3 separate regions of the Homo sapiens genome follow, and all the other regions are linked to region 3. A link is an interaction called in ENCODE POLR2A ChIA-PET data of the cell type or tissue named here. Cell type or tissue: GM12878. All regions are shown on one strand. Links, peaks and the distances in the headings refer to the core of each region. The heading gives the core; the rest is flanking DNA.

Evidence for each region. ChIA-PET counts read pairs that join two places held together with the same protein. Peaks named below come from ENCODE experiments on the same cell type or tissue, not always from the same donor. Only the 100,000 strongest peaks of a DNase experiment are listed, where the experiment ranks them.
Region 1: POLR2A ChIA-PET joins it to region 3 with 5 read pairs; 2 of 35 experiments call an interaction of 5 or more read pairs at or near these places.
Region 2: POLR2A ChIA-PET joins it to region 3 with 8 read pairs; 4 of 35 experiments call an interaction of 5 or more read pairs at or near these places.

What each region holds. Positions count from the first base shown.
Region 1 is chr10:12,607,955-12,615,189 of GRCh38, reverse strand. The region is part of intron 2 of CAMK1D (calcium/calmodulin dependent protein kinase ID); the gene reads right to left. Among named protein-coding and RNA genes, the nearest start is that of MIR4480, 33 kb to the right of the region's middle. In GM12878, for the core only: no CTCF peak of the experiment used is centred there; no DNase peak of the experiment used is centred there.
Region 2 is chr10:12,301,679-12,308,051 of GRCh38, reverse strand. No RefSeq gene overlaps it. Among named protein-coding and RNA genes, the nearest start is that of CAMK1D, 45 kb to the left of the region's middle. In GM12878, for the core only: no CTCF peak of the experiment used is centred there; a DNase peak (open chromatin) is centred at 361; H3K27ac peaks cover 389 bases.
Region 3 is chr10:12,401,347-12,408,943 of GRCh38, reverse strand. The region is part of intron 1 of CAMK1D (calcium/calmodulin dependent protein kinase ID); the gene reads right to left. Among named protein-coding and RNA genes, the nearest start is that of CAMK1D, 56 kb to the right of the region's middle. RefSeq lists an enhancer at 3,637-3,746 and a silencer at 3,877-3,926. In GM12878, for the core only: no CTCF peak of the experiment used is centred there; a DNase peak (open chromatin) is centred at 3,767.

The DNA of each region.
Region 1 (7,235 bases), core at 2,120-7,119, 210 kb before region 3:
GGCCCCCTCACCTAACTCCACCAATTCTGCCTCCTCTCGCCCATCCTCCGGTCCCAGAGACTCCCTGCTCAGGAACCCTTTGGGGCTCTCAGGCGTTCTGCCTGCCATTCCTCCTCAGAATGGATTATCAGTCCTCCAGCTCCCAGCCCCTTCCAACCCTGTAAACCCATCTCCAACGTTATCTTCACTGAGAAGCCCCAGGTCCAGGCACCTGCTGAGTTGATTAGCTGGTAATGTGCTTGCTGGGCCACACTGGGTTATAATTTGAACACACACTTCTAAGGATGGCGACTTGGGGCTGATTACTCCATGTCGGCAGTTTCTAACACAATAGCTGGTATGGCTGGTACTCAAAGAATCAGAGGATATGAGACACATCCGATTCCCAGTATAACAACAGCTGGTAGCCCTAGAGCACATGGTGAATAAGCCTTGTGGAGGGTGAGGGTGCACCCTAGTAACCAGATATCCTGGAGTAGGTGGGGTGGAGGTTTCCAAGGGCTTATCAAGGCCTCTCAACCCGGACTTAGTCAAAATTTAAAAAGAAGCTAGAATATAAAGTCAGCAAGAAAGGCAAAAGTTATTACACAGTCATCAAAATTTCCCTCGAAAATTATTTCAATTGCCCATTCAAGTATGGAGCACATATTTCTGTGTATTCAACCCTATAAAGTGAATACGTATTTAGCACTTTGTAATATATAAAACTATGGCTATTACAATATGCGGAACACATGCAAAATATAACCGTACTCTATTTTAACTTCATAAGAGAGATGCATATGGTTGCATTTGCTTAAATGTGTATATAGTGTCAATCCACAGTTGCCTATTTTTGTCAGCAATCTGGATTACATGTGCACACAACAACAACAAAGCTAGGGCATAATGACAACACCAAGTGAACACTTGCTACACGGTAGTGTGTGTGTGAAGGGCTTCCAAGTATTTATTAATTCAATCCTCACAACTCAAGGAGGGAACTCCTGTTGCCATGCCCATTTTGGAGATAAGGAAACCGAGACTCAGAGAGGTCCAGTGCTCTAGGTGACAGGAGCTACAAAGCAGAAAATCTGGTGTGAGAATCAAGGCAGTCTGGCTCTTTTAACATCACCCTATCCTACCTGTCTTGGGTTAAAAAATAATAATTAAGGAGAAAAGCAGAGTATGGGGCAGCTGTAAGTTAATAAGGATTGTGTGATGGGGGTGATGACCAGAACATGGTATTATTACACAGCCTCTGCCGTCAGACTCCCGCACTTACAGGCCAAGTCACTTTCTCTTCTCTACCTCTCAGTTTTCTTCCCTGTACAATCGGGATATTATTGCTTACCTTGAAGAAAAAACACACAACTCAACCGTACCCAGAACTCTGTGATGTTTCTGCCCCTACAAAAGGAAATGTAATCCTAGGCCGGGTGCGGCGGCTCATGCCTGTAATCCCAGACCTTTAGGAGGCCAAGGCAGGTGGATCGTGAGGTCAGGAGTGCGAGACCAGCCTGGCCAACATAGTGAAACCCCGTCTCTACTAAAAATACAAAAAATGAGCCAGGCATGGTGTCAGACGCCTGTAATCCCAGCTACTCAGAAGGCTGAGGCAGGAGAATCACCTGCACCCCCGGAGGTGGAGGTTGCAAATTGGTAGATATCGGCAAGCAAATTGGTAGATACCGACTCTCAACCACTGTATGGACAAAGTGTTGAAATGGGTTCCAAAGTTCTAAAACAGAAAAAGTTTGTAGTTTACAAGGCTGCTTCACATACTTTAGATGACAGAAATGCAATCAGGCTTTTCAATAACACTGGCCTATTTTTTTTCTTAATGGCTTGTCACAGTCTCGTGTAATGCCACAGGCTGTGATATTACCACTAGCGTGCTGCTGCAGTGAGCAAGAGCTGCCCGTTATAGGGAGCCATCTATCACGCTTAGGTGCCAATTTAGAAGGTGGAAATTCTGGATATGCATTCCTAAACTTCTGTTTGTGGAAAAGAGCTTTCTTTTTTTAAAAGTTTCCTGGAGCCTTGAGATTGCTAGAAGAAGAGCTTAAGGATGCTATAAATTGAGTTCTTGGACAAGACTGGAGTTAATTAGCCCTCAACTGTAGGGAAAAGTGAAGGTTCAATCTTTGGCTTCAACTACCTTTATTCCTGCCAATGATCGAGGGACAGAGGCACCACCCCAAACACCATCTAGTCAGGTCTTGAGAAAGAGATGCGGACACTCATTCTATTAACAATCATATTCCTTAAAGATACACTGTCCAAAAATGGATCCCTATCATGTATTTGCTTTACAAGACCACGTGCCAAGACTACATCAATTTGAGGGATTTTAAAAAATGCAACAATACTAACAACAAAAGGTATTACAATTTTATGCTGTCACCAAAATCATGGAACTTTCAGGTCTCTAGGTGTTTTGAAAAACATATGGTTCCAGCTGTTCATTATATAGATGATGACACACCTGCTCAAAGAAGAAGACTGACCTGTCCAAGCTGCACCCAGAGAGGAATATGCGACCTCCACGCCCATCCAGGACCCACTTTCTCTCTTTGCAAAGGTCTTCTTCCTCTACTAGGAACAACCGGGGAAAATCCAACTGACTCTTGCTCTGATCCTGTCAACTTCCTGGTACATCCAGGACACCATTAAACCCACAGTATTAAAACCCAACCTGAGGCCACCAGGCATGGTGGTTCATGCCTTAATCCCCACTACTTGGGAGGCTGAGGCAGGAAGATTTCTTAAGCCCAGGAGTTTGAGGATGCAGTGAGTTATGATCGTGCCACTGCACTCCAGCCTGGGCAAGAGATAGGGACCCTGTCTCAAAAAAAAAAAAAAAAAAAAGTAATTAATTAATTAAAGCCCAATTTGGGACAACAGATGTGTAAACATGCCTGAGAATATGAAACCTTCCCTCTCCCTCCGAAGTTATTTTTGTGCTTCCACGAAGTCTCTCTACAACCCTTGAAGGTGCCTTGTAGACCTTTGTTCCAGGCTGGAGTTTTGGAAGTGGAAGCTCCATGAAGCAACCCACAGCAGCTTTCCCTTAAGGTCCCAGAGAAAGAGAGGACAGAAAGCAAATGTCTCATTTCTCTTCTCACAGAGCACTGGAGAGCCAGGGAGGAGCATCCTAAGAGGGAGTGCTTTTTAGTTTATCTACCGTGTCCAGCAAGTTCCCTTTTTATTAGCCCCTTAATGGACTGGCCTCAGAAATGAAATGCTTCATGAAGTGGAGAAATAAGGCATTAGCAGGATAACCTGGGGCAAAAAGAAAACTCGAATGACATTCTGGGCTGGGCGCGGTGGCTCACGCCTGTAATCCCAGCACTTTGGGAGGCCGAGGCGGGTAGATCGCCTGAGGTCAGGAGTTCCAGACCAGCCTGGCCAACACGGTGAAACCCTATCTCTACTAAAAATACAAAAAATTAGCTGGGCGTGGTGGCACGTGTCTGTAATCTCAGCTACTCGGGAGGCTGAGGCAGGAGAATTGCTTGAACCCGGGAGGGGGAGGTTGCAGTGAGCCGAGATTGCGCCACTGCACTCCAGCCTGGGAGACAGAGTAAGACTCTGTCTCAAAAAAAAAAAAAAAAAAAAAGGCATTCTGAAACATTCAGGGAACTGGGGGTACAGAGAGGACAGGTTTCATTCAGTGGGCAGGCAGGTACCACACAGCAGAGCTCCTCCCAACCAGAGATGTCTTCTCAGGCCCAGGCGGAGCTTCCTCACCTGGAAGCAGACCTGGAGCTGGAAAATGTCTGGATTCGTCCCCAGAAACCAAAGAAACCAGGCGAGGGTAGAGGAGCTGCAGGAGCGGGAACGTCAGAATGTCAGCACGGAAGGGGGCACTTCGAGGCTCTAGGATGGCCTCTGTTGCGTCCCTTCCTTCCAGGGATGGGCACAGGGCCTGCGTTTAGTGGAGGTGGAGTCTTCCGGGTTGCCTGCACTTTGATGGGGTCCCCAGGTCCAGGGTCTCATTCTCAGCTCTGGGACTCACCAGGCAGGAACCAGCAGAAGGTGGTGATTAGGAAACAGACTGCAGAACCCCAAAGGCCTACATTCAGAACCTGGTTCTGACACTCTCTTATGTGACCTTGGACAAAGCACTAAATATCTCTGTGCCTCAGTTTCTTCATCAATAAAACAGACAGCTCAAGGGTTTGTTACTTGGTTGAATACATAAAGTACTCCTAAGAGTGCCTAGTATATACTGAGGGCTATGTAAGTGTTTGCTGCTATTACCTGTTCCCTTAAGGGGTTATCGGGTCTCCAATCCTGTTAACTAAACTCACAGAACACTGATGTATTAGCCAGGAAGTCAATGCATACATAATCTTGAATAGAAACCTTTCACCAACAATAAGACAGGGAAAGTCAGGTTAGGCTGGAAAGCATATGCATTTTCATTCAAGTAAGGGAAGTCTACTTGAGAGGCCAGATTAAGACCAAAAGGTTGCTTTTTGAGCCTAAAGTCAGATCACACATCTGGGTGGCCCAGAGATGAAAAGTCACCTTCCACTGTGAAGACCGTCCCTGACAAGTGGACCTGAGCACTTGTCTCAGTTGGTGAGGACATCTTCTGCCTTGAACTGTGGTAGTGATAAACCCCACAAGGCTCTATGCTCAAACCCTTCTGTTCTGTTCTTGACATCCCATTATACACTTACTGCTGGGCAAAGTGGATGTAAGCTTCTTCACGGTAACATGGTGGGTTTTTCTGAGAGGCAGATGGAAGCAGATACATCTGCTGAGAAGGGGGAGGAGACAGCACCATAGTATCAGAATGTGCCCAGAGAAAGGAGGGGAGGGACAAATCTCGGCGTTGAGATGCAGCAGAGGACAGCAGATATATTACCACACTGTTTAAATGAATGATACAGAAAGCTTACAAACTGGAAACATCAAGCTACCTGCCCATCTCTGCCTTGTCACCTGGCCATCACCATGACTCCGGAGATCAGGCTGTTTCAGGCATGCTCTGGAGACAGCTGGAACCACATGGTCTATGAACATCCCTTCCTAATCTGGATTCAATGACTTCAGTTGGTGGCTTTAAATTAGTCACATAGAAAGTCTTTACACCATGGAAATGGGTAAAAGCTACAGATCAGGACCTCTTCTTCCTCCCAACACTGCCCCAAGAGCCCGTTGTTAAACGTTTACCAGCACACTACTGGGCTGTTTCTCTACCACTTGATTGAAATGATCCTTATGGAAGCACAAATGACTTCACTGTCACTAAATCCAAGGGACAATTTTTAGTCTCTATTTTTCTTCAACTCTCCAGGATGTTTGAGAGCTGATCTTTCCCTCCCTCTTGAGCCTCCTCTCCTGCCTGGCTTTTAGGGGTCTCTGCTGACTTTTCTTCATTTCTAAACACATGTTCTCAGGGGTCCTCAGCCTGCAGGCCATGCACTGGTACCAGTCTGTGGCCTGTTAGAAACCAGGCTGCACAGCAAGAGGGGGGCAGCAAGTGAGCAAAGCCTCATCTGTATTTATAGCCGCTCCCCATCACCCGCATCACCGCCTGAGCTCCACCTCCTGTCAGATCAGTGGTGGCATTAGATTCTCATGGGAGTATGAACCCTATTGTGAACTGCGCATGCGAGGGATCTGGGTTCCACGCTCCTTTTGAGAATCTAACGCCTGATGATCTGTCACTGTCTCCCATCATCCCCAGATGGGACTGTCCAGTTGCAGGAAAACAAGCTCAGGGCTGCCACTGGCTCTACATTATGATAAGTGGTAGAATTATTTTATTATGTATTCCAATGTAATAATAATAGAAATAAAGTGCACAATAAATATAATGTGCTGGAATCATCTCGAAACCATTTCCCCCACCCCGTCTCCATGGAAAAACTGTCATCCACAAAACTGGTCCTGGTGCCCAAAAGATTGGGGAGCGATGCTCTACACAGTCCCCTTCCCCCAACAGGCCCTGAAATGTTCGTGTTCCTCACAGCTCTCTTTGGTCACTGAATGTGTCCTTTAAGACAAGGCTGGGTCATGACTTCCTCCAGGAAGCCCTCCCTGACCCACACGGTCTGGGTAATGCCCGTTTTTACAGTACCCTTTATCTCCATCACAGTTGAGTGTCTATGCACATGCATGGCCCCTTGGCAGGAAGACCAGAACCTGGAAGGCAAGAAGTTGGAATTACAGCAACAATAAGCAAAACAATAGTGACAAACAGCTGCTACTGGCATGCATCATCTGCCCGGCACCATTCCAAGAGCTTTCAATAGATTATTCTATTTACTCCTGCACCACTCCTGTGATTTCTCCCACAAGACTCCCGACACTGGTAGGGCTGAAATAACTTGCCCACGTTTACACAGACCAACATGAATGCCGAAGGGCCAACATACTTAACCATTTTCTACAATGCCCTTTCTAGTTTGTGTATCTCCAGAACTCAATCTAACATGTTTGAAGTAAAAAGCAAAGATAGAAGAGACGCGGGATTTTATAAAACTTGATATTCTGCAGATTCAATACAAGTTCTTGTTTATCATATTCAGTGAAGAAATAAGATAGTTCCTAATTCCAGTTGACTTTAAACATCTTGCTCATCTGTAGTGGTGGCTCTTTGCAGATGCCATTTGTTGTAGAACACAGCCTCTGGTTCCCTCCTGCCAGTGCCTGAGTGACAAATATTAATGCATCATGGAAGAAGAAAAGCTGTTACTTAAAAGCTGACAGTCTGAAATCTCTCCACACATAGCTAAACACTTTAAACCACATAAATATGTTTGTTCTTTTTTTGAGACAGAGTTTCACTCTTGTTGCCCAGGCTGGATTATAATGGCACAATCTCGGCTCACTGTAACCTCCGCCTCCCAGGTTCAAGTGATTCTCTTGCCTCAGCCTACCGAGTAGCAGAGATTACAGGTGTGCGCTACCATGCCTGCTAATTTTTGTATTTTTAATAGAGATGGGGTTCCGCCATGTTGGCCAGGCTGGTCTCAAACTCATGACCTCAAGTGATCCACCCACCTTGGCCTCCCAAAGTGCTGGGATTACAGGCGCGAGCCACCATGCCTGGCCTAAACCATGTAAATATGTTAATAGTTCCCTTCATGTCTGTACATTTTCTTTGATGAATCTGTTTTTATTAAATCTCACTTTCCCAAAAATATAAAAATAGTAAGTACCCTCTGGATTTGAGCTCCTGTTTTCTTTTCTTTCTGTCTGTCTTTCTTTCTTTACTTATTTATTATTAAAGAGAC
Region 2 (6,373 bases), core at 1-5,000, 99 kb after region 3:
GCAGAATCTTTATCAGTAACGTCCATGTTAAGAACAACCCTTTGGGAGGCCAAGGCAGCTGGATTGCTTGAGTCCAGGAGTTTGAGACCAGCCTGGGCAACATGGTGAAACCCCATCTCTAAAACAAAAACAAAAACAAAAACAAAAACAAACAAACAAAAAATTTAGCTGGGTGTGGTGGTGTGTACCTGTGGTTCCAGCTCCCAGGGAGGCTGAGATGGGAGGATCAATTGAGCCCAGGAGTTTGGGGCTGCAGTGAGCCATGATTACACCACAGCAATCCAGCTTGGGTGATAGAACAAGACCTTGTCTCAACAAAAGGAAAAAAAAGAAAAAGAAAACACCACCACCAACGGCCTTCACACACCACAAGAGAGAAAGGCTGAAAATGTGAGCCCTGTGAGATCATCCTTTTCTCATTTTGACTCCCCAAGAAATTCCAACTTCTCTTTTTTTTTTTTTTGTTTTTTGAGACGGAGACTCGCCTGTCACCAGGCTGGAGTGCAGTGGTGCAATCTCGGCTCACTGCAACCTCCGCCTCCTGAGTTCAAGTGATTCTCCTGCCTCAGCCTCCTGAGTAGCTGGGACTACCAGCACGCACTACCACGCGAAGCTAATTTTTGTATTTTTAGTAGAGATGGGGTTTCACCATGTTGGCCAGGGTGGTCTCGATCTCCTGACCTCGTGATCCGCCTGCCTCGGCCTCCCAAAGTGCTGGGATTATACACATGAGCCACCACGCCCGGCCGAAATCCCAACTCTCAGAGCTATTAGGCAACATCTCCTATGAAGGAGCGTTGATTGTCCTCTTCTTCAGTAGAACGTTCTCTGCATACTGCCACTGTATCTCATGAGTTCCTGGATCCATTTCTATACCCAAAGCAATGAAAGCTACAAAGAGGGCATAGGTGGGCTAACCTGGGTGCCCTAGGATGGGAAGCTGACACCGGCATTTCTAGCATTTGTGAAAATTGCTGTCTGCTCCTACTGATGAAGACAATTCAGAAAGGAAGTCGTTTCCATTGCACAGGAAATTTTCAGGGGACTAGTCATCAATTATTGCTATCCTAAGAGGCAACCAAAAAGCCTGGTAGGGCCAGGTGCGGTGGCTCATGCCTGTAACCCCAGCACTTTGGGAGGCTGAGGCAGGTAGATCACGAGGTCAGGAGTTCGAGACCAGCCTGACCAACGTGGTGAAACCCCATCTCTACTAAAAATACAAAAATTAGGCAGGTGTGGTGGCGGGTGCCTGTAATCCCAGCTACTCGGGAGGCTGAGGCAGGAGAATCACTTGAACCCAGGAGGCAGACGTTGCAGTGAGCCAAGATTGCACCACTGCACTCCAGCCTGGTGACAGGGTGAGGGATTACAGGCACGTGCCACCACGCCCAGCTAAATTTTGTAGTTTTAGTAGAGACGGGGTTTCACCATGTTGGCCAGGATGGTCTCGATCTCCTGACCTCATGATCCACCTGCCTTGGCCTCCCAAAGTGCTGGGATTACAGGCATGAGCCATCACACCCAGCCAATTTTTGTATCTTTAGTAGAGACGGGGTTTCTTCATGTTGACCAGGCTGGTCTAGAACCCCTGACCTCAAGTGATCCTCCCTCCTCAGCCTCCCAAAGTGCTGGGATTACAGGCGTGAGCCACTGCGCCCAACCAGAAGTGACTCAAATTTTGACAAAAATATTATTTTGGTCTTTATGAATATATGACTATCCTTCTCATTGTTTCATTTTGCCTTTTCATAGTTTCCAGTTTTGTTCTTTGCCATGGTTGCAAAGAAAAACATCTTTAAATCCTTGAGAATCAAATTAAAGTCAAGTCAGGGAACTTTTTCCTACTTAATATTATAAGAATATTTGTCAGGGGAATCCCCTGGCATCCAACCAGAACTCACCCTCACAAACTGGAGAATTTTCTCAAGGCAGATTACTATGTCCTAGACAAGGAAACCTCTACCTCTTTCTTGCATTATTTTTTTCCCTTTTCTCTTTTTTTTTTTTTTTTTGTTTTGTTTTGTTTTGTTTTGAGATGGAATTTCGCTATTGTCGCCCTGGCTGGAGTGCAATGGCACAATCTCAGCTCACTGCAACCTTTGCCTCCCAGGTTCAAGTGATTTTCCAGCCTCAGCCTCTCCTGTAGCTGGGATTACAGGCATGCACCACCATGCCCAGCTAATTTTTGTATTTTTAGTAGAGACAGGGTTTCACCATGTTGGTCAGGCTGTCCCAAACTTCTGACCTCCAGTGATCCACCCACTTGGCCTCCCAAAGTGCTGGGATTACAGGTGTGAGCTACCGTGCTGGCCAATTTTTTTCCTTTATAATGAGAAATTCTCATTGTTAGATGCATTTTACAAAAACTACAATTGGTTTTGCAGGCTTAAGTGCTCTGAAAGTTCCGTGCATAGTACTAACAGAAGCCCCTTTTTTCAGCTGAAAAGGTCACACCAACTATGCACTCAGTTCACTTGGGATTATTTCTATTGGCAGAATACTCTAAGTTAAATGTAATTAATGGAGAAAGATCATTTAGTAAAGAAAAATTGGATTTAAATATTTGACATCTCAAGATTTCTCTATCTAATCACCTCATAGCATCATCAGCTATGGCATTTGGATGAAGAGGAGGGCAAAATAAGGTGTAATCCTCACCCTCAAGGATCTAAATTCTGTGCTTGGGACCCAAACTATTCCAGTGAATACAGTAAAATAGCGCATGACCTAATCAAATCTTGGATTCGTCTTCATAATAAAACAAGCAGGAGGCTTATTTGGCTTAAAATTATAACTGATTTGATCCTTAAAGCCGTTTGACCAAATGGATCCTTTGGCTATTTTGTTTGGTTGTCATTCATTCATTTATCTACTTAACATTTATTGGGCACCTATGACAGGGTAGGCACTATGCTGAGTGTTGGAGATTTCACAGGAAACAAGTCATCCCAATGGCTTGTTTCCATGGGTGGGTTTTGCCAGCCTTCTTTGTCATGGGGTTGGGGGTGATCACGGAAATGCCTAGAATAGTGTTGGAATAGCTTCTCTTCTCTGCTCCTGAGAGTCAGCTAAGGATCTGAAAGATGCCCAGGTGTCTGAGATGAGACTGAGGTGAGGGGTGAGATGGTTTCCTTTTTTTTTTTTTTTGAGACACAGTCTCATTCTGTCACCCGGGCTGGAGTGCAGTGGCGAGATCTCAGCTCACTGCAGCCTCTGCCTCCTGGGTTCAAGCAATTCTCCTGCCTCAGCCTCCCGAATAGCTGGGATTACAGGTGCCCACCACCACACCCAGCTAATTTTTCTTTTTGTATTTTTAGTAGAGACGAGGTTTCACCATGTTGGCCAGGATGGTCTCAATCTCTTGACCTCGTGATCTGCCCGCCTTGGCCTCCCAAAGTGCTGGGATTACAGGCGTGAGCCACCGTGCCCGGTCAGATGGTTTCCTTTCTTACCAGCTTCCCCCAGCCTTCTTAGACAGAAGCCCTTCATACTGCAAAGAGCTGGTTCCATGTCGACCTTTCCAAAGCTCTTAGTGTCCTCCTGGTGTTTCCACTCAATGCAAACCCTGTCTGAAATCCAAGTGCCAATTAAAGGAGGTCTGATGCAGAGCCGGACGCGGTGGCTCAGGCCTGTAATCCCAGCACTTTGGGAGGCCGAGGCCGGCGGATCACGAGGTCAGGAGATCGAGACAGTCCTGGCTAACACGGTGAAAACCCATCTCTACTAAAAATACAAAAAATTAGCTGGGCGTGGTGGCGGGCGCCTGTAGTCCCAGCTACTTGGGAGGCTGAGGCAGGAGAATGGCGTGAACCCGGGAGGCGGAGCTTGCAGTGAGTCGAGATCCCGCCACTGCACTCCAGCCTGGGCGACAGAGCGAGACTCCGTCTCAAAAAAAAAAAAAAAAAAAGGAAGTCTGATGCAGACCAAATTTAAGATGCTACAGATTGGGGCCTTTCGAATAGGAAATATGCACTGTTCCCTCAGGAGCACAGAAATGTCTGGAAGGAGGTATTGGGGTGGGGATAGTGGGCCACCCTGGTGCACATTCTTCCTGGTGCCTAAAGCTGTAGTCCTCTCAGTCCTTCAGTACGTCAGCACAGGCACGTTCTAGAGCATGTTTTATTTATGAGGACTTCTCTAAAAGAAACTATTCACTTTTTTTTTTTTTTTTTGAGACGGAGTGTCGCTCTGTTGCCCAGGCTGGAGTGCAGTGGCACTATCTGGGCTCACTGCAGCCTCCACCTCCTGGATTCAAGCAGTTCTCCACCCTCAGCCTATTGAGTAGCTGGGACTACAGGCACACACCTGGCTAATCTCTTGTACTTTAAGTAAAGACAGGGTTTCGCCACGTTGGCCAGGCTGGTCTCAAACTCCTGACCTCAGGTGATCTGCCCGCCTCGACCTCCCGAAGTGCTGGGATTACAGGCGTGAGCCACTGCGCCCGGCTGACTATTTACTATTCTTCATGGGCAGTGAAAGACATGTCCTGCTTGGAGACGTTGGAATTAAGTCATAGTGCATTCCTTAGTCTGCCTCTCTTACACTTCCTCCTGTGGGGGCTTTCATTTGAAGCTGTAAGCTGCATATTATCAATTCCTTACAGCTAATAAGAGGCATCTACTGTATGCAAGAAGCGTGCTAGGAAGCTGAAAGATACAGAGCCCCTGATTAGGAATGGGGAGGCTGATGGCAAAATAAAGTGACATTTTGATAGGTTCTATAACATGTGTGTATCCCGAGCTCACTGGGAATGCATGGGAGCAAGTGATTACCGTCTTTATTTTTTATTTTTACTTCTTTTGAGACGGTTTCACTGTCACCAAGGCTGGAGTGCAGCGGCACAATCATAGCTCACTGCAGCCTCGACCTCCTGGGCTCAAACGATCCTCCCACCTCAGCCTCCTGAATAGCTGTGACCACAGGTGCACACGGCCATGCCCAGCTAATTTTTTATTTTCATTTTTTGGTAGCCATATGGTCTCGCTATGTTGCCCGGGCTCGTCTTAAGCTCCTGGACTTAAGCCATCCTCCCACCTCAGCCTTTCTAGGTGCTGAGATTACAGGCATGAGCTGAGCCTGGTCGTGATGATCTTCTAAAAGGGGCTTCATAGATATGTTGGAACTCTATAGCTGCAGGGTTGGAATTGCAACATTCCAGGCAGGGGAAACACCAGGAAAAAAGAACAGATGAGAGAGCATGGTATTGGGGAGAACCTCAGACACCCACCGTACCCAGGAATAACACACACTGGGGCACGTCGTGAGATGAGGGTAAGAGGGAAGGTGGTAGATTGGAAGGCTCTCGTGTATGTTGCGCTGAGGGCGCATGACTCAACTGCTAGAAATGGGGGCCGGGCGCGATGGCTCACGCCTGTAATCCCAGCACTTTGGGAGGCCGCAGCGGGCAGATCACGAGGTCAGAAGATCAAGAACATCCTAGTTAACGTGGTGAAACCCCTTCTCTACTAAAAACACAAAAACAAAATTAGCCAGGCGTGGTGGCAGGCACCTGTAGTCCCAGCTACTCAGGAGGCTGAGGCGGGAGAATCGCTTAAACCCGGGAGATGGAGCTTGCAGTGAGCCGAGATGGCGCCAGCGCCACTGCACTCCAGCCTGGGCGAAAGAGCGAGACTCCACCTCAAAAAAAGAAAGAAAAAAAAAAAAGGGAAAACAAGGCCGGGCACGGTGGCTCACTCCTGTAATCCCAGCACTTTGGGAGGCTGAGGAGGGCAGATCACTTTAGGTCAGGAGATCAAGACCAGCCTGGCCAACATGGTGAAACCCCATCTCTACTAAAGATACAAAAATTAGCCGGGTATGGTGTAGGCCTGTAATCCCAGCTACTCCAGAGGCTGAGGTAGGGGAATTGTTTGAACCCGGGAGGCAGAAGTTGCAATGAGCCAAGATCGCGCCCCTGGGCGACAGAGGGAGACTCCATCGCAAATAATAATAATAAAATAAAAGGAGAACAGGTACGTACTCATGACACGTGTCACCCAATCAGAGGTCAGTCTCACAAAAGCAGCATTTGGAGAAGAAATCTGCCTTCCTCCTTCCTACTGGGCAGGAATGAGGGGTGACAGCCTGGAAGAGGAAGAAATTGGAAGTCTGGTGATCAGCAGGACTGGTGCCCTTGTCCCTGTAACCTGCTCCTTGCCCAGCAGACTAAGAGTTCAAACTGCCTTTGGGAAGTTCTTACCCACATGAGCCAGCTCCATCACAGAAGGGCCTGGAAAGCCAGCTGCTTCTTGCCCTAGCTAAGCCACTTCACTGGCCAGAGCTTGTCTCCATCGTCCTCATCCCTGGCCTTCCACTGTGGAACCTGGGAGGCCCTCTCAGTAGATAGCTGGCACTTTGTAGGCTGGGACCAAAG
Region 3 (7,597 bases), core at 1,562-6,561:
AGGTGGAGGTTGCAGTGAGCTGAGATCGCGCCACTGCACTCCAGCCTGGGCGACAGAAAGAGACTCCGACTCAGAACAAAAAAAAAAAAAAAAAAGAAAGAAAGAAAGAAATGAACGAAAACCATAAAAGAGGAAAAAGACGCCTATATCACCTGACAAGGAGGCATACAGGGAAATGCCAACACGTGGGCACATCACAGACCACGTACTGTTTGCAGCATCCAAGAGGAGAAAGCGGGCCTTGCACGTTGCTAATCCTGGAGTCAGCAAATTTTCCCACACCTCCGCTGGCCACACCCACCTGAACCTGAACCACCCCCACCACCACCCACACAACGTGCACTGGAAAGAAACAATTCTCAAGGAAAAGACTGGAGATGCACCCACCTTTGGTTCCAATATTTTCATGACTGTGCCTTGCAGAATCATAGTTGTGGTGTCTCAAACACAACATTGAAAATGAAAGAGTCAGGCCAGGTGCGGTGGCTCACGCCTGTAATCCCAGCACTTTGGGAGGCCGAGGCGGGTGGATCACGAGGTCAGGAGATCGAGACCACCCTGGCTAACATGGTGAAAATGGCAAAACCCCATCTCTACTAAAAAAATCCAAAAAAATTAGCCGGGCGAGGTAGCGGGCGCCTGTAGTCCCAACTACTCGGGAGGTTGAGGCAGGAGTATGGCGTGAGCCCGGGAGGCGGAGCTTGCAGTGAGCCGAGATCATGCCACTGCACTCCAGGCTGGGCAACAGACCGAGACTCCATCTCAAAAAAAAAAGAAAATGAAAGAGGCCAGGCGCGGTGGCTTATGCCTGTAATCCCAGCACTCTGGGAGGCCAAGGTGGGTGGATCACGTGAGGTGAGGAGTTTGAGACCAGCCTGGCCAACATGGTAAAACACCGTCTCTACTAAAAATATAAAAATTAGCTGGGCGTGGTGGGACACACCTGTAATCCCAGCTACTCAGGAGGCTGAGGCAGTAGGATCACTTGAACACAGGAGGTGGAGGCTGCAGTGAGCCAAGATTGCACCACTGCACTCCAGCCTGGGTGACAGAGTGAGAGTCTCTCTCAAAAAAAAAAAAAGAAAAAAAAAAAAGAGTCAGCCAATCACACCCTTGAGGAGGAATTTGTTTTCATTTTTCCCAGGATATGTGTTTCCCGGGGGGGAAGTACCTAGAGCTTGAATCATTGTAAAATGCTCAAGCAAATCACCTATTTGGATGATGCTGGTCAACTTGGACCACAGCTGGAAATGGGAAAGTAAATCTCCTCCTAGATTTCATATTCAATCAACCAGCTCAACCAGCTCTTTCTCCATCCTTGGATGAAGACTGTATTGCAGGAGCTGGTTACTCCCTGCCCTCAGGGTCTCAGAGAGGCTTCCAGAAGAAGGGGCTACCATGAAGTAATGGAGGAGGGAGCTGGAGAGAAGGGACCTAGAGTCAGAGAAGACAACACTGTGGCTCAGCAGAGCAGACAGGGATGGGGGAGAAGGCAACCATGGGGGCGTTCCCAGAGACGCTTCAGTGAGAAGGAAACTTCTAGCTTGAGGTAGGGGATGGTGAGGAAAGAAATGTGAAAAGGAAGGCTGGTATGATTTCCTGGAGTTCCCTTCCCCTGGCAGTGGGAGCTTCTGGGTTTTAAGCTGGGGCTGGGTGACAGGATCCCATGGGCAACTGAGTCCAGTCCTCACGGCGGCTCTGCCCGCCCTGCCAGGCCTCCTGCCCTGGGTTCCTCAAGCCTGGACTGAAAGAAGTCATGGAGAGGTCTGGCCATGAACGCAGGGCATGAGAGAGGCTGGAGGGTGGCTGTGCAGGAAGATGGAGATGAGAGGGGCATTTTACAGTATAAGGAGGGTGATAGGCAGCAGGGACAGAGGAAGAGGAGAAGGCAAAATGGAAATTGGCATGGGGGTGGGGTCTGAAGGAGCAGGACTCTTGGAAGTGCAGCAGAGGGAGCCTTCCCTAGAAAGAAAGCAAGTCTGCGGTATCAAGATGTGAAGCAGTGACGTCACCCTAGGTGGCCTCGATCTCCTCTATAAAAGGTCAGAGAAAATGGGGAACAAGTTGTACTGTAAGGGAAAGAGCTAGAATAGCCCACATAAGGACAACTGGAGGCACAGACTTATTACGCAGCAATGGAGGATGCCCAGGGAGATTTGGACGCATGACTTTACAGAGTTCAATACCTTGATTTTTTTTTTTTTTTTTTTTTTTTTTTTTTGAGACAGGGTCTCATTTTGTCACCCAGGCTGGAGTGTAGTGGCGTGATCTTGGCTCACTGCAACCTCCGCCTCCCCGGCTCAACCAATTCTTGTGCCTCAGCCTCCCAAGCAGCTGAGACTACAGACTTGCACCACCATGCCCTGATAATTTTTGTGGAGGGTTTGTTTTTTGTTTTTTGTAGAGACAGGGTCTTCCTATGTTGCCCAGGCTGGTCTCGAACTCCTGAGCTCAAATGATCCACTTCAGCCTCCCAAAGTGCTGGGATTACAGGCATGAGCCACCACATCTGGCCAACAGCTTAATTAAAAAAACAATAACAATAAAAAGCTTTTGCCAGATATTAACTAGTATTTTCTTCTTGTTTTATGGGTTTTTACACTGAACTTTCTAATACCTGGAATTTGTTTTGGTGTTTGGCGCGACATGACGGTCCTGAACCAGGGAGGGAGCTGTTTCCCCAGGGGTATCTGGAAACAAGTCAGAAACAAACTTCCACGGGGTAGGAGTCAGGGAAGCTGAATGTCCGGAGTGCACAGCACAAACCTGAGCAAGGAAAGATCATCTTGGCTGTGGTGCCAATGGAACTGCCACTGAGAAACACAATGAGCTGTTTTCTTCCCAACAAGCCAACCGCTAATCCCAGCACCATTTGATTGATGCACCCATTCAATCCTACACGCGACAAGAAATGCTGAGTGTCTCCTCAAAGCCCAGTCCTCTTCCAAGCAGCACTGGTACAAACAAATCAGATGCTCGCATTTGCCCTTTCTCCCGTCGATTTCAAAACCTTCACATAAAAACGCCATTTAAGTGCTCTGAAATTCATAAACAACTTTAAAGGGCTGGCAAATTATTGCTAAGCAGAAGTCTCGTTGGTCCTGATAAGAAGTACTTGTAATAAATGTTTAACAACGCATGCCAATATTAAAGCTAAGTGTTTGTTCTTGTAAAGCAGATTAAACAATATGACCATGTCATGCTGATATCACGGGTTTGCTCAACAAACTCCTGTCTCATAGATACTGGCTCCAGCCAACTTCGGTCTAACCCTGTTGACTGTCACTTGGCATTCCAAATGTATGAGGGTCTTGATTAATGACGTTTCACTGGTTTCACTTATATAACAAGACAATTTCAGGTGTTAATTGTCCTATCTGTTTATACGTGCTAGACTGTGGCTAATTTTTAAAGACGGGCGCTTAGTAATGTGGGCATTGAGTCAATACACAGAAAGTCTAAGCAAACAGCGGAGTTTTCTCGTTAGTTCACTGCCTGTCTCTGGACTGAACATGGTGCATATTACAGCTGTATCACTGTGTCACCCATAAAGAACATGACTCCGAGGCTCGCTGATGAGTGCAACTGTTTCCTGGGCATTATGTCTGCACTAGAGATGAAATATTACTTTACAAAGTCCCCACATCTCTGACCATGGGCATGGAACTTAAACGCTTTAGGTCTGCAAAATGAGCTGGCTGGGCTGAAGCCAGCTGTGGAAACCCCCAGAAGGAGGTATGGGGAGTGCCTATTTTTAGAATTTCCAAAGACACAACAGAAACTACACATTTACCCACAATACGATGGCTCAGGCTAAACCACATTTGGTTGAATGATGTCAATTCAACATGCAGTGACCAGTCTTACCCCCAGAACAGAAGCCTCTTTGGCAGCTGGGTCTCTCCTTTATCAACAAAAATTTAAAGGAAATTACTTAATGCTCAAAAATACAGTTTTCCAGCCAGGCGCGGTGGCTCATGTCTATAATCCCAGCACTTTGGGAGGCTGAGGCAGGCGGATGGAGGTCAGGAGTTCAAGACCAGCCCGACCAACATGGAGAAACCCCATTTCTACTAAAAATACAAAAATTAGCCAGGTGTGGTGGCGCATGCTTGCAGTCCCAGCTTCTCGTGAGACTGAGGCACGAGAATCACCCACGAGGCAGAGGTTGCAGGGAGCTGAGATCATGCCACTGCACTCCGGTCTGGGTGACAGAGTGAGACTCCATCTCAAAAAAAAAAAAAATTTTTAAAAACACAGTTTTCTTGGTCATTACGGATTAAAATCTAAGGTCCCTTACGTTCTAAAACTCTATCATTCTAACTTTCAAAGGAAGTTATTCATACCAAGAATAACTCAATCTCAGCATCACCCTGTACAATACATAATGAACAGTAACAAACAGCTTTCTCTCCTAGCTTTCCTACACTTGTTTAAATCTTTGCAACTAATTAAGGTGTACCTATTTATAAGGCATACCATATTTCCAAAAAGAATTAGACACAACTGTATATTCTCTGAAGATACTAAGAAAAGGTCTGGATTTGCCCAGTTAGGAGTTTCTTCCTCAATTTCTTGCTTTTAGAAAAGCTCAAATAAGGCCGGGCGCAGGGGCTCACGCCTGTAATCCCAGCACTCTGGGAGGCCAAGGTGGGCGGATCACCTGAAGTCAGGAGTTCGAGACCAGCCCAACCAATATGGAGAAACCCTACCTCTACTAAAAATACAAAATTAGCTGGGCGCGGTGGCGGACACCTGTAATCCCAACTACTGGGAAGGCTGAGACAGGAGAATCACTTGAACCTGGGAGGCGGAGGTTGCGGTGAGGTGAGATCACACCATTGCACTCCAGCTGGGGCAACAAGAGCGAAACTCAGTCTCAAAAAAAAAAAGAAAAAGAAAAGCTCAAAAAACTACATGCCCATTTTTGTCTCTTTTATCTTTTTTCTTTTTTTTTTTTCCAAAAGCAACAGGAAAGTTTTCAATTGGCCCCAGTACTACCACCTGCCACAAGATATCAAGAACTGGGAAACCAGGGACCTGCTCTGTGACATGGATGAGTCTCACGTCTGCAATGGTAACATCAGGGCCAAAACAACCACCCTACTTCAAGGCCTATTATGGAAGAACAGTTGAGATGCTGATGGGGGAAAAAACACACTTAGAAGTTCAATGCATTATACAATATAGTTGTTACAATACAAATTATTATTAATAAAATTATTTTAAAGTATACTGAATTTTTTGCAAATCAAATATTTTTAAATGCATTAACAGGGAGGTTTCTATCCCCATTCTCTGCAGGAATTCTATGGTGCACGCCTTCATAAATGAAAAATAAATCACCTAAAAAACCAATTCTGCATCCCAGATTTACATTCAATAGTAAATTTTGAGTCTTTATAGAATAGCTGTTCATGTAAATACTTCAAGAGACAATTTTTTGAGTGCCCACTCTTCTGGAAACTGAGCTAAGAAACATCATCAATCATCTCACTGAATCCTCACAAGTAAAGTGGGATCGATTATCACCTTTATCCAAGAAAGACAGGTGGGCACGGAGCGAGGACTCACCCAAGGTCCCACACCCATGAAGGGGTGAACAACGTCCACCTGAAACCAGAACCGGTGTTCTAAGCCATTCTGCAGTTCTGCAGGGCAGATGTCCATGTGAACACAAGCTGGCAAGCGGATGCCAACTTGTTGTAAATCACTTTCAAACACCAGCTCACAACTTTTCACTGCATCTGGCTTCACGTGTCCAACGTGGTCCTCAGATCGCATCATTAGGGCTTCTGCCTTCTTCCTGAGTACTTCCACACATTTGCTGCTTGTTCCTTTTCTGCTAACAAACAGATCAACATAAATTGCTTAAGTAGACAATGCAGGCAAAACAAGAAAGCAAAACCGAAGGGAAAAAGGAAAAAAAAAAGCCTGCTTGCAGGTTATAATCCTGGAGCCGTATTTCTGCCAGAATGATGTATCTTATTCTAGCCCTGGAGAGCTCCAGGCTGAGGTCTCTCCAATCCACGCAATTCTGCGCATCTGGAACTCATCACCTTTTGCCCACATAAACCTGGTCCTGTGTATATCCTCAGTAGAAGGCACCAATCACCAATTACCCAAGCAGGAGACCTGTTAGCCCTTCACTTCCAACTGATGCTCCTAAATCCAAAATGATCCCAATGAAGTGACTGCCTCAGGGATCCTTTTGTCTATCCTGCCCCTCCAACCCCACTGCTGATTTGGGGCACTAACCTCTCCCTGACTCCCCTGTTCCAGGACTCCACGAGCAATTTAACTGGAATCCCTAACGCCAGTCTTAAGACTTTTTAACGACAGCTCCAAAGTGGTCTTTCAAACACACAAAAAAGCTAATCATGTTTCTGTTTAATTTCCTCACTGACAGGATAAAAACCAAATGACTAAGTGTGGCATAAAAAGTCCCACTTGGGAGGCCGAGGCAGGCGGGTCACTTGAGAGCAGGAGTTTGAGACTAGCCCGAGTAACATGGCAAAACCCTGTCTCTACAAAAAACAAAAATTAGCTGGGCATGGTGGTGCCCGCCTGTGGTCCCAGCTACCCAGTAGGCTGAGGTGGGAGGATCAATTGAGCCTGGGAGGTAGAGACTGAAGTGAGCTGTGATCACATCACTGCACTCCAGCCTGAGCAACAGATTGAAATGCTGTCTCAAAAAATGGCAGTCAGGCGCGGTGGCTCGTGCCTGTAATCCCAGCACTTTGGGAAGCCGAGGCACGCAGATCACTTGAGGTCAGGAGTTCGAGACCAGCCTGGCCAACATGGCAAAACCCTGTCTCTATTAAAAACACAAGGCGACAGAGCGAGACTCCATCTCAAAAAAATATATATATATACAAAAATTAGCTGGGCATGGTTGCACCCACCTGTAATTCCAGCTACTAGGGAGGCTGAGGCATGAGAATAGCTTGAACCCGGCAGGCGGAGGTTGCAATGAGCGGAGATCGCGCCACTGTACTCCAGCCTGGGTGACAGAGCAAGATTCTGTCCATATATATATATATATATAGTCTGAGAATATATATATTCCCGGACAACCAAAGCCTCTTTTCAGCTTTCTCTCTCACTACTCCCCTATACATGCCTGAATGCCAAAACAGACCGTCTTCTCATTCATCCATCCTCTGTGTCTCAGGACCAAAGCTGGTCTACCAGCTTGGAAGCCCTCTCTCTCTTGCTCACCTGGTAAACTCCTACCCATCCCTCAAGCCACAGGCCCAGCTCACCTCCTCTGTGAAGCCTTCCCTGAGTCTCCCAGACAAACTGAGGCACCCTGACGGCCCCCTTCTGAGGCTCCTTGTGGGAGCCTCCCTATCTGCCAGCCCCTCCACACTGTTGTACAGATCCTTCTCCCTAGGGAATGTGCTCCCTGACCCCAGGGCTCAGCACTGGCTGTTTTTGTGCCCCCAGCACCTAACACAGGCCCAAGAACAAAGTAGAGGCTCAGACTGATTAAGTAGCTATTAGGAGAGACAACATACATGGGAAGGAAAAGTAACTGGTGGTTTTATAATTTCTTTGGGGAGGTATATCAGGCCTGGAATCTGATTTGAGCTTT